Regions from separate parts of the Homo sapiens genome. Here region 2 is linked to region 1. The links are chromatin contacts, found by Hi-C or POLR2A ChIA-PET in ENCODE. All regions are on one chromosome and are shown on one strand. The core of a region is the stretch at or near the end of the contact, and the rest is flanking DNA. Distances in the headings are between cores, read along the strand shown. Region 1 holds the start of ANAPC7 (anaphase promoting complex subunit 7). Region 2 holds the start of RAD9B (RAD9 checkpoint clamp component B).

What was found. Hi-C counts contacts between places; a loop is a spot of excess contacts on that map. ChIA-PET counts read pairs that join two places held with the same protein, here RNA polymerase II (POLR2A). Pooled maps may share reads with other maps.
Region 2: a map of CD8-positive, alpha-beta T cell shows a loop between it and region 1 (18-fold over the local background). The contact joins the promoter of RAD9B here to the promoter of ANAPC7 in region 1. A Hi-C loop is called at or near these places in 2 of 168 maps with a recorded cell type or tissue (CD8-positive, alpha-beta T cell and naive thymus-derived CD4-positive, alpha-beta T cell), 4 of 37 single-sample maps with no recorded cell type and 18 of 50 pooled maps. POLR2A ChIA-PET finds 5 or more read pairs at or near these places in 5 of 52 experiments (CD4-positive, alpha-beta T cell, activated CD4-positive, alpha-beta T cell, activated T-cell and 1 more).

Annotation. Positions count from the first base shown.
Region 1 is chr12:110,400,390-110,407,144 of GRCh38, reverse strand. ANAPC7 (anaphase promoting complex subunit 7) reads left to right here and starts at 3,437. Exons shown (of 11, transcript NM_016238.3): 1 at 3,437-3,618. The coding sequence starts at 3,518.
Region 2 is chr12:110,498,449-110,504,808 of GRCh38, reverse strand. RAD9B (RAD9 checkpoint clamp component B) reads right to left here and starts at 2,478. Exons shown (of 11, transcript NM_001286535.2): 1 at 2,426-2,478; 2 at 933-1,003. The coding sequence starts at 2,471. VPS29 (VPS29 retromer complex component) reads left to right here and starts at 2,698. Exons shown (of 4, transcript NM_016226.5): 1 at 2,698-2,760. The coding sequence starts at 2,758. LOC124903015 (a long non-coding RNA gene) reads right to left here. Exons shown (of 2, transcript XR_007063458.1): 2 at 4,984-6,068. RefSeq lists an enhancer at 2,730-2,869 and a silencer at 5,391-5,685.

The DNA.
Region 1 (6,755 bases), core at 2,188-4,687:
GACCCACATCACTGTATCTCTCTGATCCAGCTGACATTCACTCCATTTCCCCATATTTCCTTCTTTCCTGTTCCTCACCCTGATCACACTTGGTTTATTGATGGCAGTTCCACCAGGCCTAATTGCCACTCACCAGCAAAGGCAGGCTATGCTATAGTATCTTCCACATCTATCATTGAGGCTACTGCTCTGACCCCCTGCACTACCTCTCAGCAAGCCGAACCAATTGCCTTAACTCAGGCCCTCACTCTTGCAAAGGGACTACGCATCAATATTTATACTGACTCTAAATATGCCTTCCATATCCTACACCACCATGCTGTTATATGGGCTGAAAGAGGTTTCCTTACTACTCAAGGGTCCTCTATCATGAATGCCTCTTTAATAAAAACTCTTTTCAAGGCCGCTTTACTTCCAAAGGAAGCTGGAGTCATTCACTGCAAGGGCCATCAAAAGGCATCAGATCCCATCGCTCAGGGCAACGCTTACGCTGACAAGGTAGCTAAAGAAGCAGCTTAGCCTTCCAACTTCTGTCCCTCACGGCCAATTTTTCTCCTTCTCATCTGGTCACTCTCACCTACTCCCCCACTGAAACTTCTACCTATCAATCTCTTCCCACACAAGACAAATGGTTCTTGGACCAAAGAAAATATCTTCTTCCAGCCTCACAGGCCCATTCTATTCTGTCGTCATTTCATAACCTCTTCCATGTAGGTTACAAGCTGCTAGCCCTCCTCTTAGAACCTCTCATTTCCTTTCCGTTGAGGAAATCTATCCTCAAGGAAATCACTTCTCAGTGTTCCATCTGCTATTCTACTACTCCTCAGGGATTGTTCAGGCCCCCTCCCTTCCCTACACATCAAGCTCGGGGATTTGCCCCTGCCCAGGACTGGCAAATTGACCTTACTCACATGCCCCAAGTCAGGAAACAAAAAAACCTCTTGGTCTGGGTAGACACTTTCACTGGATGGGTAGAGGCCTTTCCCACAGGGTCTGAGAAGGCCACCGCAATCATTTCTTCCCTTCTGTCAGACATAATTCCTCGGTTTGGCCTTCCCATCTCTATACAGTCCGATAACGGACCGGCCTTTACTAGTCAAATCACCGAAGCAGTTTCTCAGGCTCTTGGTATTCAGTGAAAACTTCATACCCATTATTGTCCTCAATCTTCAGGAAAGGTAGAATGGACTAATGGTCTTTTAAAAACACACCTCACCAAGCTCAGCCTCCAACTTAAAAAGGACTCTGTCAAGGATAGAGCCCCAAAACTCACCAACCAAGCAGGTAATTATGCTGAACCCCCTTGAGCACTCTCTAATTGGATGTCCTGGGTCCTCCCAATTCTTAGTTATTTAATACCTGTTTTTCTCCTTCTCTTAATTCAGACCTTGTGTCTTTCATTTAGTTTCTCAATTCATACAAAACTGCATCCAGGCCATCACCAATCATTCTATACGACAAATGCTCCTTTTAACAACCCCACAATATTGTCCCTTACCACAAAATCTTCTTTCAGCTTAATCTCTCCCACTCTAGGTTCCCACACACCACCCCCAATCCCACTTGAAGCAGCCCTGAAAAACATCGCCCATTATCTCTCCATACCACCCCCAAAAATTTTCGCTGCCGCAACACTTTACGACTATTTCGTTTTATTCTTCTTGTTAACGTAAGAAGACAGGAATGTCAGGCCTCTGAACCCAAGCCTGCATGTGTACATCCAGATGGCCTGAAGTAACTGAAGAATCACAAAAGAAGTGAAAAGGGCCGGTTCCTGCCTTAACTGACCCCTGACCTAGCAACTGATGTTATCTACAGATTATAGAAAGACATTGTGAAACTTCCCGGTCTGTTTCACTCTGACCACCGGTGCATGTCATGTACCCCCTGCTTACTCAATCGATCACGACTCTCTCACGCGGACCCCCTTAGAATTGTGAGCCCTTAAAAGGGACAGGAATTGCTCACTCGGGGAGCTCGGCTCTTGAGACAGGAGCCTTGCTGATGCTCCCAGCCGAATATACTCCTTCCTTCTTTAACTTGGTGTCTGAGGAGTTTTGCCTATGGCTCGTGCTGCTACCATCCTGCCTGCACCCAGGTGAAACAAACAGCCTTGTTGCTCACACAAAGCCTGTTTGGTGGTCTCTTCACACGGACGCACATGACAGTGGTGGCAGGCGCCTGTAATCCCAGCTACTCGGGAAGCTGAGGCAGGGAGAATTCCTTGAACCCGGGTGACAGAGGTTGCAGTGAGCTGAGATTTTGCACTCCAGCCTGGGCGACAAGAGCAAAACTCCGTCTCGAAAAAAAGAAAAAAGAAAAGTTCACAGTGATGATGCCCACCAAAATCAAATAGAAGGTCTCACACATCCAGGAAACTAGAGTAGGGGATGAGATGGGAAAAGGATCTACAGGAGCTTCAACTGTGACAAAATGTTAAGAGCTGAAAAAGTTGCTGATGAAGATACACTGTGATTTTTTCAGAGCATTTTTTTTGCATCTACTACTGTAAAAATCAAATGAAAACAAAATCTAGACCAAAACGACTGTCTCCTTTAAGAAAGGAGCGATAGGCTAGATCTGAGAGGATGACTGTGGAGAATATTCGGACTCTGACTCAACGACCTAAACTGCCTCATTGGCTCAGTTACCTCCCTGGTCCCTGTATACATTTGAGTTTGCGATCCAACATAATTAACCAGTCGATCTGATTCCAAGTCAACCATTTAACAACCTGAGCACAAAATTTAAGCAGGCAGTTTCTTCCCTTGTGGGAAGGGAATGACAACTTCAACTTTATGGATTGTTGTGAGCGTCCCAATAACTTGTGTAAAACTTTCCTAAAACGTTAAGTGTGCCAGACACATACTGGTTTATATGGGTATCAGCTAATTCCTGGATCCAGCCTTTATTTCCACGGATCTAGGGAATAATTTTACATGGGGAAATATACCCCTCGAACCAAGGAGTTCCCCCAGGGCCGAAGCCTGACTTGGCAGGAACACAAAACACCTGAGGAGGGGCGCGGCGGCCCTAGCCTGGTGCGCATGCGCCACTGTAAAGGCCGTTAGGTCTGTCCCTGGCGCCCGATTAGAATATTTAATTCCAGTTGGAGCGTTTTTCCTCACCTTACTGTATTTTATTTCGGTAAATACCCACACATTTTAATTTCTGAGAGGCACAAATTCCTCTCAGACTCATTCAAATTGACCGAGTAGTCTTATAAGGTGCCTTTTGTCTCATTGTAAATCCTCAGTAAAGTTTGCAGTTTAGGATGATAACGTGATTTTTGCGTAAAAATAACAACTCATTTCACCTGAAAAGGACCACGACAGGAGCAGGGACTCGAGTTTCTTTTTATTCGGGCACTTCAGTAGTTACCTCTTGCTTGGGGGTGGTGCCGCGTGTGGACCCGATGGACCCCGGCGACGCCGCCATTTTGGAGTCTTCCCTAAGGATCCTCTACCGGCTTTTCGAGTCAGTGCTGCCGCCGCTGCCCGCGGCTTTGCAGAGCAGGATGAATGTGATAGACCACGTGCGGGACATGGCGGCCGCGGGGCTGCACTCCAACGTGCGGCTCCTCAGCAGCTTGTTACTTACAATGAGTAATAACAACCCGTGAGTTGAGGCGGGTAGCTGCCTGGGGCTGAGGAGAAAGCGGCGGCGGTCTGGGAGCGGGGGCTCAGGGCACGTGGGAACAGGCGGGAAGGAGCGGCCGCCGGCGCCAGCGGAGGCTCCGGGGTCTGCGAGGGCGTCCTGGAGCGGAGCAGACTTCGGAGCGCAAGTTGGGTTCACTGGGTGCCGGCGTCAAGTCCCGCGGGGATGTGGCGAGCGGCGGCTTGGAGACATAGAAGGCAGAGGCTCTGAGGACGACCCAGGCGAGGGTTTCCTGAGGCACCTGTCGCGGGGCAGCGCGACTGTCACATCGCTAGGCTGAATCCTTCCCTCTCGGCTCCTTCCAGAAGAACGTTTTTTTCTCTCGCTGCAGCTCAGGGACCCAGCCTCCTGGTTTTTATGCGCTAGCCCCCGCATCTGAGATTGGTCCCCCCGTTAAGTGTATCAGGAGGGTCCACTTTCTGGCCTTGGGAAACCCCTGAAAACGGGGCCGGGCGCGGTGGCTCACGCCTCTAATACGAGCCCTTTGGGAGGCCGAGGCGGGAGGATCGCTTGAGCCCAGGAGTTCAAGACCAACCTGGGCAACATAGGGAGACCCTGCCTCTACGAAAAGTAAAAATTAAACAATTAGCCGGGCGTGATGGTGCGTGCCTGCGGTCCCAGCTACTCGGGAGGCTGAGGCAGGAGGATCGCTTGAACCCAGGAGGTCGAGGCTGCAGTGAGCCGTGATCGCATCATTGTCCTTTACCGTGGGCGACAGAACGACTGCCTGTCTCAAAAAAAGGAAACGGGAGACTCCATTAATGGGTGGGCGTGGCGCCTTTCATGTTTCCTTGAAGCACTGAGCTGATTCCATCCTTGAGTGCATGTCCCTCTCCTGCTTAATATCCTTTATTGGCCGGGCGTAGTGGCTCATGCCTGTAATCCCAGCACTTTGGGAGGCCGAGGCGGGCGGATCACGAGGTCAGGAGATCGAGATCATCCTGGCTAACACAGTGTAACCCCGTCTCTGCTTAAAAAATACCAAAAAAATTTAGCCAGGCGTGGTGGCGGGCGCCTGTAGTCCCAGCTACTCGGGAGGCTGAGGCAGAAGAATAACGTGAACCCGGGAGGCGGAGCTTGCAGTGAGCCGAAGTAGCACCACTGCACTCCAGCCTGGACGACAGAGCGAGACTCCGTCTCAAAAAAAAAAAAAAATCCTTTATTGCACTTATGAAAATTCTTTCCCATGGCCTCTGAAGGCAAATATCTGCCCTCCACTCTCTGCGACTTCATCTCATTACTCTGTTCACTGCTCTCTAGCCTCCCTGGCTATTCTGTTATTTGTTTTTATTTGTTTATTTATTTTTATTTTTTTGAGACAGCCTCGCTCTGTCGCCCATGCTGGAGTTGAGTGGCGCAGTCTTGGCTCACTGCAGCCTCCGCTTCCTGGGTTCAAGCGATCCTCCTGCCTCAGCCAACCAAGTAGCTGGGATTACAGGCGAGCGCCACACGCCCAGCTAATTTTTGTTATTTTAGTAGAAACAGAGTTTCACTATATTGACCAGTCTGGTCTTTTTTTTTTTTTTTTTTTTTTTTTGAGACGGAGTCTCGCTCTGCACGATCTTGGCTCACTGCAAGCTTCGCCTTCTGGGTTCACGCCATTATCCTGCCTCAGCCTCCCGAGTAGCTGGGACTACAGGCGCCCGCCACCGCACCCAGCTAATTTTTTTGTATTTTTAGTAGAGACAGGGTTTCACGATGGTCTCGATCTCCTGACCTCGTGATCCGCCCGCCTCGGCCTCCCAAAGTGCTGGGATTACAGGTGTGAGCCACCGCGCCCAGCCGACCAGTCTGGTCTTCAACTCCTGACCTCTGGTGATCCCGCCGCCTCGGCCTCCCAAAGTTTAAGGATTACAGGCGTGAACCATCGCTTCTGGCCTCTTTGTGTTATTTGAATGCACCAAGCGTGTTCTCTACTCTGGGCCCTTGTACTTGCTGTTCCTCCTGCGACGGTCCTCATCTCAGCGTTGCCTCCTCCTTCAGGTTTTAGCCTGGATATCTCTCCTAAAGAGCCTTCTCTGACTCCCAGGACTCTCGGGTACTCCCACTTTTCTACCCTTCGCATCACCCACCAATTGAAAGCGCAGTGGCTGTGCGCAATAAGCACTCACATGCTTATTGAGTGTGTTGAGGAAGTGAGTACAACCTCAGGGAGGTGAAATACCCTTGTCCAAGTTCACACATCCAATAAATGGAGGAGTACGATGCCTGGACCTGGTCTTCTCTGACTGGAGAGTCTCCATTCTGAGCCACCAGTCTGCTACCTCCAAATGGCGTTATAATGGAAACTTTTACTCTGTAGATGTATTAGTGTTTGGCCTGCTGTAGAAGCTGGTCTAGGTCAGAAGGGAAAAGTCCTTTAAGTGCTTACAATGCAGCTGCTGCTGCCCATTGGATTTTCATTAGTGCACTTTGGTGTTTTGTTTTGTTTTGCTTTTCAGACGGAGTCTTGCTTTGTTGCCCAGGCTGGAGTGCAGTGGTGCGATCTCGGCTGACTACAGCCTCCACCTCCCAGGCTCAATCGATCCTCCCACCTCAGCCTCCTGAGTAGCAGGGATTACAGATTCGCACCACCACGCCCAGCTAATTTTTTTTTTTTTTTTAATAGAGATGGGGTTTCATCATGTTGGCCAGGCTTGTCTGGAACTCCTGACCTCAAGTGATCCCCATGACTTAGGCCTCCCAAAGTGCTTGGATTGCAGGCGTGAGCCACCGAGCCCAGCCTCATTAATGTGCTTTGGACCTTACTAGTGAGACCCACATTTTGCCACCATCCACTTCATGTTGACAGGAGCCCTGGTCTCTGTCAGCCTTATGTGTTTATGCTGGAGCCTTTCACTTGGTTCTGAGTGATTTGCCAAAGCATACAGTTTCCACGTTTGGAGATTTAGGCCCTAGTTACTCTTAGTTCTTAAAGATGTTACAGGATAGTTTGAAACAGTTTAATTCTCTGGCTAGACGAAGTTTAGCCCATGCTTTTTCATATTGGGTTAGATTGGCAGTTTCCTAGCTTCAGGACATGTTTAAGTTCTGACCTTCATGATTTATACTTTAAAATTTCTTGTGGAATAGGAATAGACACTGTTAAATTCAAACAG
Region 2 (6,360 bases), core at 1,229-3,728, 99 kb before region 1:
CTCAGGCTGGTCTCGAACTCCTGGGCTCAAGTGATCCTCCTGTCTCAGCCTCCCAAAGTGCTGGGATTACATTTGTGAACTACCACACCCAGTCATGAGCCTTAACCTTAATGTGTGAAATGGCAAAAGGCAATATATAAGGGAGTTGCAATATATAAGGGAGTTACAGCATATTGGCGGTCTCACACCTTGTCTAAGCGGGGAAACCATTACTCAGTTTCAGCCAACTACTTCCACTTGGGAATGAATGCAGTCCCAAAACTGTCAGGTCTTCTGAATTTTCAAGAGAAGCAGGAAAAATTTGACTCAATTTTTTTTTTTTTTTTTTTTGGGACGGAGTCTCACTCTCACTCTGTTGCCCAGGCTGGAGTGCAGTGGCACCATGTCGGCTCACTCACTGCAACCTCCATCTGCTGGATTCAAGCAATTCTCCCACCTCAGCCTCCCGAGTAGCTGGGATTACAGGTGCCCACCACCATGCCAGGCTAATTTTTATATTTTTAGTAGAGAAGGAGTTTCACCATGTGGACCAGGCTAGTCTCGAACTCCTGACCTCAGGTGATCCACCCACCTCGGCCTCCCAAAGTGCTGGGATTACAGGCGTGAGCCATCGCGCCCGGCCTCAATTTTTAAATGTTGGAAATTATTTCAAATTAAAAAAAAAAAAAAACAGTGCAGGCCAACAAACATTCCTGCAGACCGTAGCTAGTCTCTTAACTACCAGTTTGTGACTTCCAGTTTAAATCAATCAAGCTTATCTGCATATTTTCAACTTTACCATGCTCTAAGTGTATTCAGATATGTAAAATAAAGATAAACAGTGAAAGGGATAATTACAATTTCTGGATTTCCTAGTTAACATTCAATCTGGACTGGGATCTTTAAACATCTCCTCTTGCCTTGATACGTGATCTGTTAACTTTCTTACTTACACCTTTTTTAGATGGGTCTAGCCAGAACTCGTCACTAATTCGTGATAGAGCTTGAACTGCTTTCCCAAATACTATGGAGAAAAAGAAAGGTGATGCTTATATTCTTTCCCTCTAACAATAAAAACAAATCACAAGACTAGTTCAGCATTCAGAGGACTCAAGAGAAATTCAAAAATAACAGTATCTTACAGACTAATGCTACATTACTTTAATACAGTATAATACCCTTGGCAAAATGCCAGACACATAGTCAGGGCTCAATAAATTTGTAGTGTGTGAAATGATAAAATTGACCGAAATTTGTCCTTCTATATGTTTACAGTGTTGCATGGAGCTACTGTGCAAACCAATTTCCATACTAATGTATTTTACAACTTGATTTAGATAAATGTATTTGACCCCCCAAAAACTGTGAAAACAGTGCATGGAGAAGATAATCTGAAGTGGTTTTAATAGCTTGATAGCCAAGTCACAACAAGTCATGAGAGAGAAATTAGGGGTATCCAACATACATCTCTGATGTTTGAGGGCAGCCAGATTTCCCCACCACAGAACACATTTAGGGCTGGAAAACACACTAGTCTGATCCCGTACGACATTGTTAATGTTCTTTTTATTTTTTATTTTTTTTGAGACAGAGTCTCACTCTGACACTCAGGCTGGAGTGCAGTGGCACGAGCTCAACTCACTGCAGCCTCAACCTCCCGGGCTCAATCGATCCTCTCGCCTCAGCCTTCCAAGTAGCTTGGGATTACAGGCGCCCACCACTAAGCCCGGCTAATTTTTGTATGTTTAGTAGAGACGGGGTTTCATCATGTTGGTCAGGGTGGTCTCGAACTCCCGACCTAAGGTGATCCACCCGCCTTGGCCTCCCAAAGTGCTAGGATTACAGGCGTGAGCCACTGCACCCGGCCTAACTTCCATTTTGAAAGCGCCGTTTACAACACTAATAGTTCTTGTACATTCCATCTATTACTGGGCTCTTTACACGCATTTCCATTTCATTGCCTCCAAACAAACTCTGTGACGAAGGTGCTGTCATTACCCCTGTTTCCGTTTTAGAAACTGAGCCCCAAAGAGATTTAGTGACTTTTCCAAGTTCATACATTTTTAAAAATGGTAGAATCTGGGGAAAAAAAAAACCAGGTTAATGCTGTTCTCTTGGCACAAAAATACTTTTACTGTCCAAGCATTATTTTTTTCTCTCAACTCTTCCCCATGCAGTCCTCAGCATCCCGAGTTTGTGGCCCGATGGTACAACTCTATTTCCCGGATACCACCCATATTACATCTGCCTCTAAGTCACACGAGATGGGTCCTCATCCTCCCCTCAGAAGTTAACAGGGACTTGAGTGGGTGGGGCTGTGGCCAGGGCGTGCGTCCTCAGTCATTGCGCAAAAAGGCAAAGAGGAAAAATTAGACAATGGTAGGGACGACCTATTAACGTCTGCTTTTCTCTCTGCTAAATGGGAAGACAACAAAGGCCGCTCCACCTTTCACCTGACTGCCGCTCATCACGCACTTCAGCATGGCTGCCATCCGCCCTAAAAAGCAGGCTCGGAAGGCGCGCCTCAGCTCGACGGCCCAGGTGCCCGGATGTTGCCCGCGCTTTTCAAAGCTTCGCGATCTCGTCTCTGCACTCTACCACCCCGCCTCCACAAGTTCCCAAACGGCTTTACGGCGGAGAAGGGTCCGTGCGGGCCTCCGTACGGCAATTTCTGTCTCCCTCTGCTCTCATTGGTTGCGGTTAAGTGGGCGGGTCGCCGAGGAGCCTGAGGAAGAGGGCGGCGACGGTGGTGGTGACTGAGCGGAGCCCGGTGACAGGATGGTGAGGGCTGCAGTTGCGGCGACCAAGGCCTGGCTCTCGGGTGGGGTGCTGCGTTGTTGGGAGCCGTGGGGAGGCCGAGGGCGAGGAATTGGGAAATCCCGGAGGCCTCGGCGTCAGGGCCCAGGCGCTGGCCTGGGAAAGGCCCAGAAGAGGTCTAGGGAAGGAAGGGAGCGGCCACCTCTGGGTGCGGCTGGCCTAGGTCTCGTATCCCGGCCCCAAGGGGCCAGAGGCCATCCAAGGGGTAAAAAGGCCCCTCTAGCAGCCCGACCTGTCACGAGACACGCACGCCCGAGCCAGGGAAGGCCTTTGGTCCTATACCTCGAATGTTCCGGGGATAGGGGCACGGTCCTCCGTTTCCAGACGGTTCCTACTCGTTTCCCGCAAAAAGCACCTCCCGCTGGTTGGGGTGTAGTGGTGGAAGCTGGCCTCTCGAATGCAGAACAGGAAGTAGCGAGCAGAATTTCGTACCCGTTTAACTTTGCCATCTAGGGAAAGGGAATAAACCACCCTCCTCGCTCCTGAAATAACATCTAGCTGCCATTGAGATGAGCAGGTGTGCTCTCAGAGGGCGGGATTTGGCGCTTGCAATTGCTGGAACTGTTTCTTTCCACGGGTTGCTACGCCTCTTTAGGGTAGGATTCCTTAATGATGTGTGAACTCATTGAAACTGTTGGGAAATTTTTGTGAATATACACATTTTTCTGGGGAGAGTGCCGGTGTTGGAGACTTACCTAGTCTCCCCCAGCCACCTTCAAGCAATCACCCCTTCACCCCCAGTAGTTTGGTGCCCCTCAGACCTTCCTACATAAAAACTGGGGGCCTCTACTAGAGAGGACTCAGAGCTGTAATCATATTTTCTTTCTTTCTTTTTGAGATGGAGTCTCGCTCTGTCGCCCAGGCTGGAGTGCAATGCCGCGATCTCGGCTCACTGCAATGCCGCCCGGGTTCAAGCCTCAGCTCCTGCCTCAGCCTCCCGAGTAGCTGGGATTACAGGCGCCCGCCACCAAGCCCGTCTAAATTTTTGTATTTTTAGTAGAGACGGGGTTTCACCATGTTGGTCAGGCTGGTCTCTACCTCCCGACCTCAGATGATCCACCCGCCTCGGCCTCCCAAAGTGCTGGGGTTACAGGCGTGAGCCACCGCGCCCGGCCTGTAATCATATTTTCAAAGGTGCCTTTGACTCTTAAAAAGTCAATTGTTTGGGGCAACCCACTCGGGTCCCCTTCCACCCTGTGTAAGCTTTGTTCTTTCGCTCTTCACAATAAATCTTGCTGCTGCTCAAAAAAAAAAAAAAAATCAATTGTTTGAAATGGAGCTGTGATTATCTTCATATTTGTGTTGATGGAGGTTGGCTGTAAAGGGACGTCTACCTCTGACAGGCATTTATTGCATTCTTTTTTATTTTTACAAGGAAACCAAAGAAGCTATGCATTTTTAAGATTATTACTATTGCATGACAAACAGCCTTTTCAAGAGGGGGACTTACAGACATGGCAGCCAGAGATTTATGGTGCATGCTTCTTTAAAATCTTTAATCTCACTTTTAATTTTTGCTTCTAAACAGACTCCAATTTAAAGTAATCCGTTTACAGTAATTTCGAGACACCTATCCATGGGAGAAGACATAATTACTTGCCATGGTTTCAAAATATTAATGTTTCTCAAGTTGTTTGAGAAGTGATCCCTCTTATTTAGGGTAGTTGTACTGGAACATCATTTTTCATATGAAATAGAACTGGGAAAAATTTAGCATTAGCCAGTTCTTTCATGATTAAAAGCATTTTATTTGGCAAAGGATACAGACGTTCAACACTCAGTACAGTGTCCAGAGTCTGTGGGCAGCAAATTCAAGTGTGGGAAAGGTCCAGTTTTACCTGAATAAATGTGTTTGTTTTTATTATTTTGTCTTCACCTTTAGTTGATTTGTTCAACACTTGATAATGTATTCATGGTGCTGTGTTGCATCAGCTACAAAAAATCACCTAGCCGCAGCATAATTTTCCAGCTACTAGAATTTTGAATGTAAGATAATTAACATCCATATACTTGAATAATTAAACCCTAAGAATCCAGAAAATGTTAGCCTTTCAGCTATTACTGATGATAAATTTTCCACAGTGTCTTGTAGAAATCCAAATTCATTATTTTATAAAATCTTATAAAAATCTAAACAGAATGGAAAACAGAGATGGAAGTCGATGTACAGAACAAGATTAGGAAAAGTAGGAGAAACTGACAAGACAAATTTATTAAAAAGTGTGTGTGTCATGTTCAAAAATAAAGCAAATATTTATTTTGGTATTGTTTTGAGCACAGCTGATTTTTAACATTTTCTTTCATAACACTCAGAAATCATTAACAATTGTTTGCTCATTTGGTATGGGTTTTTTGTTCTCTTTTTTTTTTTTGGTTTCTTTTTGTTGCTTTCTTTTAACATTGGTCATGTTTCACCCTTTTTTTTTCATCCCCCCTGTCTGCAATCAACTTCTTCATTCCACTAAGGCTGGGCACAGAGTAAGTTTCTTCACTTAGCTCCTACTAACAGTGGTGGTTGGGTGGCTGTTTACTGACTGGATTTCTTACCCTTTTAAGGTCTGTTGAAAGGAAGTAACCGAATTCCCATGCTTTGATTGGGTTGGCTCTTTATTTTAATTTAATAAGACTGCCATTTCCAGGATCTTTTGCTTTCTTAAAGGACTCTATCATCTATGTCTATCCCGATTTGTCAAAGTGTGGAATTTGGGCGGGAACATGTTTCAAAGTATGACACGTGTTATGTAACACTATTTCCCCATAACTTTGTCATCAGCAGGAAACCAGAGGATTCTGTCCTAGTAAGGATCCCTACTAATTTGAAATGATTGTGTGGTCATTCATACAGTTATATCTTTAGACTGCTAATAGTCTTGAGTCTTGGAGATAATCCACAGTACTTTATAGAATTAGGTCATCAATCATTATAAAGTACCATGTCTTACTAATGTTCTTTCTGGTACATTCAGATTGAACAGCTCATTCATTATTAGTACCAAACATTTCAACCTGTTGTAGACATATACCCTTTTATGAGTTTGGGGTGGTGGTTGTTGTTGTTGTTCTTCTTCTTCTTTTAAATATAGAAATCTATTATTTTTACCTTTTTCTCAAAGCAAGATTCCCATACTAACTATGTACTTCAATCCATATCAGAAGGAATCCCCCTCTAAAATGAAGATTGTTCTATATCCAGGTACTTTTATGTTGATTACCAGTGAGGGTGGAAACTTCATAGTGGTTTTTAGTTTTACAGATGTTTTGTCCACTGAGATCTGCATTGAAACAATTAATATAGGTCATACAACAAATACCTGCTGAAACTAGTCTTTATAAAGAAGAATCTTACTTAACAATTTTAAAGTGTGCTAATTTCATAACCTTGTGTTACTTTGAGATTACAAACTATGTCCCGATAACTCTGTGTCCTGGTAACGGTTCCTTTTCTTTGCAATAATTTTAATTTTTGTTGCAAGATAAATCAAGCTTCTTTTGGTAATCATTTTAATTTCATACATTTTGTTTGTTTGATTAATTTTCATTTACAAAGTCTGCAGTGGCAAAACT